Regions from separate parts of the Homo sapiens genome. Here region 1 is linked to region 2. A link is an interaction called in ENCODE POLR2A ChIA-PET data of the cell type or tissue named here. Cell type or tissue: OCI-LY7. All regions are shown on one strand.

Evidence for each region. Peaks named below come from ENCODE experiments on the same cell type or tissue, not always from the same donor. Only the 100,000 strongest peaks of a DNase experiment are listed, where the experiment ranks them.
Region 1: POLR2A ChIA-PET joins it to region 2 with 7 read pairs; 2 of 35 experiments call an interaction of 5 or more read pairs at or near these places.

Annotation. Positions count from the first base shown.
Region 1 is chr9:97,673,941-97,676,440 of GRCh38, forward strand. XPA (XPA, DNA damage recognition and repair factor) reads right to left here. Exons shown (of 6, transcript NM_000380.4): 6 at 969-1,647. The coding sequence ends at 1,499. Among named protein-coding and RNA genes, the nearest start is that of XPA, 22 kb to the right of the region's middle. RefSeq lists an enhancer at 1,793-1,862. In OCI-LY7, no CTCF peak of the experiment used is centred here; no DNase peak of the experiment used is centred here.
Region 2 is chr9:98,107,548-98,110,047 of GRCh38, forward strand. TRIM14 (tripartite motif containing 14) reads right to left here. Exons shown (of 6, transcript NM_014788.4): 2 at 2,342-2,437. Among named protein-coding and RNA genes, the nearest start is that of TRIM14, 10 kb to the right of the region's middle. In OCI-LY7, no CTCF peak of the experiment used is centred here; DNase peaks (open chromatin) are centred at 624, 1,114 and 1,744; H3K4me3 peaks cover 2,027 bases; H3K27ac peaks cover 2,500 bases.

The DNA.
Region 1 (2,500 bases), 430 kb before region 2:
TGGTAATACATGCTCATTAACTAGTGGTTATTATGTGCCAGGTGCTATAGGTTCACCCTATTAACTACTTCAAACAGTCCTTTGAGATGATTATGCCCTCTTTACAGATAAAAACAGGTTTTGGAGTAATTTACCCACGGTCCACAGCTAGTAAGTGGAATTTGAACCTAGATCCAGTTGGCCCAAGAGCTCCTTCCCCGCCCCCATAATGCTCTTACAACAACCTGAACCCCTAGTTATTCTGTTGTCATCATCTGTTGTCATCAAGCTGAAAGCTTTTTTCCCCAGAGACATCTTGCTGCCCATTCAGAATCAATTTTTACTAAGCTGTAATATTTAGCATAGCACGTATTAGTCATTGAGTGTGAAGGTGTTTAAAAAAAAATCAAACTTGAAAAATACACAAACATTTCTGTGTAGTCTGAATTATTTGGACATGACTTGTTTTGACTTAGCCTTTCTCCAAGCATAATCTCCATTAAAGAAAAAAAAATGGAAATGTTTAAACTTCCTATTCTATTTGTACAGTAGGATAAAATGTCATGTCAAACAATTTGAAAATATCAGGTTATTTTAACTAACTGGAATTTGTTTTTGTCAAAAAATAATGCATAGACCCAATAATTCTTTTGACAAGCTACAGGAAAATTTCACTAAAGTTGATGCAGATGCCTGCGGTGATGTGAGACTTCACCTTCCTTTCCTTAGAAGTCTGAAAGCAGCATGGAAGCAAGCCTGGGACTAAATGAACATACTCCTAAGGCACTTAGGTGCATGCCTGGCACCTGGTTGGTAAATGCTCAGTAAATGTTAGCACTACTTAAAATAAACATCAGTGCCTTCTTTGATCAACAATCAGATAGTCAACCATGAAAACAGCTCTTTTCCATTTTAATCCAGCATTTAAAAAGCTATCTAGACTAATGTTAAGTCCCACAATAGAGGCCCCAAGAGTACAGAAAACATGATCAGACTCGTACAACTCAATGTTTATTTCTGCTATTAGGGCTTTTTCCAGCAGTAGTTCCCCACTGTTTCCACCATCGTGGAGACAGAAATCGTCCTAAAAAACACATGACTAGAACCTGGGGTACAGTGGTGCACCACCATTGCTATTATTTGTTTCTTGGTTAAGAATCCAGTTCAGCCTTTGTTGAACCCTTTTCCCTCTACCCCAATCTAGGGTTTGCCTTGGTATCTTGTCCTCAAATTTGTAGCTGACCTACCACTTCTGCACCTACTCTAGCACTCAGCTCCCATCTCTGTTGTAAGAAGGCAATCACAGACATGACATTGTGCACACAACCAGGCCAGGTGACCTTCACTGAAACTTGCTTTTAAGCCATAACATACATAATTATTACTGAAGTATTACTTATACAAGGGTTTCATTCATCTATGAAGATGTTGCTTTTTTTTTTGAATTTTGAAAAGGACCAATCTAAATTTCCTTTATTTAAATATAAAATTCTATAAAACAGGTCACTGAACTAAAAAATCACATTTTTTCATATGTCAGTTCATGGCCACACATAGTACAAGTCTTACGGTACATGTCATCTTCTAGGTTTTCTTCTGGTCCATACTCATGTTGATGAACAATCGTCTCCCTTTTCCACACGCTGCTTCTTACTGCTCGCCGCAATTCTGAAAAAAAAATTTTAAAGTCATCTTTTCAGTGGTGCTATTCAGGTGAATCCAAAAATCCAACTCCATCAAGCTTTCAGCCATGTACATGTGTGTGTGTCTATGTGTATTTAAACCATATATAGTTTACCTTAATTTTATAACAAAGTTGATTATACAAACTTGGCAAACTTACTTTCTTACCTCACTAGTTCGGCCTGTGAATCAAGTTGTCACTGGAGCAGTGTGAAACAAGAGATTCAGAAATGGTTATGTGGGTTGGTGGTATGCAAAACAGAACCATATTCAGAAGTGAGTTGAGTAACACAATAGGACACATTCAGGTACGTTTGACTTCAGATAACAGAATGCCACAGTAGGAAAAGGAGTCAGCTGAAATAATTAAGAAAAAGGAGTGTTTTTAAGTTCCTGTTAGGAGCTACGTCAATAAGCATCAAGTCAAGCTTTGCAAGAAAACTAGAAAGTAGAGAACTCTACCACTATGCTGGTATGTTTTCATCTTAGAAAAAGTGCTTGTGCAATAAGACCTCAAGTCTGTTGAAGTTCTTATAAGATGACAGCATTATTTTAGGAGAGGGCTAAAAATAAGAATCACAGAATGTTAAGAGCTGGAAAGAACCACAGAGTTTTGATTTTACTTCACTTTATTTTGCAAGTAGGGAAACTGAGCAAAGATAGTTTAACTGTGAAGCCAGGACACTGGTCATATTCTAATGTTTGGAGCTTTTTCTGCTACTTCGTGTCAAAATCATTTTACAAAGAAAATTATATTGGGTTCTTTGAAAGCAACCAAGTAAATCATATTTTAATAAAAAGCAACACTTTACACTTCTATTCTCACCAGTGATCCACC
Region 2 (2,500 bases):
ATCATTTTCCATTTTTATGACATTTTCAAATGCAACAATTATCAAACAAATTAATAATTGCCAGGGGTTAGGGATTGGTCGGGGGGATACAGTGGGTAGGGAGGTGACCATAAAGGTGTAGGTAGATTTTTTTTTTTAAGATGGAGTCTCGCTCTGTCATCCAGGCTGGAGTACAGAGGCATGATCTTGGCTCACTGCAACCTCCACCTCCTGGGTTCAAGCGATCCTCCCACCTCAGCCTTCTGAGTAGCTTGGATTATAGGCGCCACCATTCCCGGCATTTTTTTGTATTTTTTTTTTAGTAGAGATGGGGTTTCAACATGATGGCCAGGCTGGTCTCGAACTCCTGACCTCAAATGATCTGCCTGCCTCAGCCTACCAAAGTGCTGGGATTACAGGCATGAGCCACCTCGCTTGGCCTAGAAGAAGGTAGAACTTGGCAGTGATGGAATAGCCTGCATTTTGATTGCAGTGGTGGTTATGCAAATCTATACATGTGATAAGTTGACATAAAACTATACACACATACCATCCTTTTTTTTTTTTTTTTTGGATAGTGTGCTATAGTTATGTAACAAGTAACCCTTGGGGCAAACTAGGTCAAGGTACACAAAACTCTACTATTTTTGCAACTTCCTCTAAATCTATAAAAAGTTAAAAAGTTAGTTGGGGAAAGGGTCAAGAGAAAGAGAACCATGGCTTAGATTAAGCTGAAACCTACCCCAGGCCATCCCTCAGGCCAAGCTTATCCAACCTGCAGCCTGTGGGCCGCATGTGGCCCAGCACAGCTTTGAATGTGGCACAACACAAATTTGTAAACTTTCTTAAAACATCATGAGTTTTTTGGATATTTTTTTTTTCTTTAGCTCATCAGCTATTGTTAGTGTTAGTGTATTTTATGTGTGGCCCAAGACAATTCTTCCAGTGTGGCCTGGGGAAGACTAGACCCTCCACATGGGTCCTAATTCTTGGGGGCCCTCAAACCATATCTGCTCAGGCATTTGCAGACAGGGAGCCTGATCTTCAGGCCTCCCCACAACCCTTCCAACGTGACAGCTTTCACTTTCTAAATCCTTTGGTACTGTCTATCTCCTAGCCCAGAGTTCTGCTTGTGAAGACATGAGAGACACTATTAAGCTGGGACCACAGGTGTGAACTACAAACGTCTTCAGGGTACTGGCAAACTGTCATGAAGACAACTGACAGAGAATGGACTTTAGGCAAATGTGGGAGCCAATTCTGTGGCCTGGCCTGGTCACAGGAGAAACTGGGTGCCAGCTTCTCCCATGGTCACAGCCACTCCTCCTCTTGTGTGAATCAGTCAGGGGTTCCTTTTTTTTTTTTTTTTTTGATAGGGTTTTGCTCTGTTGCCCAGGCTGGAGCACAGTGACGTGATCCTAGGTCACTGCAGTCTCAAGCTTCAGGGCTCAAGCGATCTTCCCACCCCAGCCTCTGAAACAGCTGGGACTGCAGGCGTGCACCACCATACCTGGCTATTTTATTTTATTTATTTTTAGTAGAGATGGGAGTCTCACTATCTTGCCTAGGCTGGTCTCGAACTCCTGGGCTCAAGTGATCCTCCAGCCTTGGCCTCCCAAAGTGCAGAGCAGGGGTTCTTCCAGCTCTCAGTGGGGCAGGCCCCAGGAGGGCCTCCCACCCCAGCCCTCACTGCGAGGAGGGAGCAACAGAGGATGAAGGGGAGGAGGGAGCAACAGAGGATGAAAGGGGGAGGGAGCAACAGGATGAAAGGGGGAGGGAGCAACGGAGGATGCAAGGGGAAATGACCAGCCCCTGAGGCCCTAAAAACACAACAACTTTGTCATGTCAAAATGGTTACTTAGAATAACATCAGCCTCAAGTTCCCATTCAAAATCCACAGAGAATCCACTCAAACATCATTATGAAAGGAGAGTGAAGAAAGTACCTATTTGTGGAACAGATCTTACCCTACTTGCTTTCTTTCAGCATGGCAGTGGAATTAAAGAGATATCTGCATATTCCTTAAGCTGTGTTTTGCTTTGTTTAAGGCAATTTGGGATAATGGGCTAATTCCTCCAAGAGACTGGCAGATGACACTAAGGAACCAGAGATTTGCCACAAAGCAAAGGAAACCGGAGCTCAGGGCCCCTCACTTGCAGAGCCCCTTCATGGTCTTGCACCTAATTTTGTCTGTAATTTTGTGTTCTTTTTCTAAAGAACCCTGAATTATAGAAGCTCCAGGCCCCACCATCTGCCCCTTCGCAGTTGGTTTTTATTTTCATTGGCTCCATATTGGGGGTCCCTTTTGTCTGGGGGGAAATGTGGGTCTTTCCATGGGTATGAGGAAGAAATGTCCACTTGCCTTGAGCTTCTCGGTGGCATCTTCTATCTGGGTTATGTTGTCAATGTGCTGCTGCTTCTTGATTGCCAGCTGCTTTAAACATTCTTGGCTGAGTTTCTGTACAGGAGGGAGTTAGGAAAAAAGTCGTAATACTGTCACTTTCCAAATAACAGGCCCCCC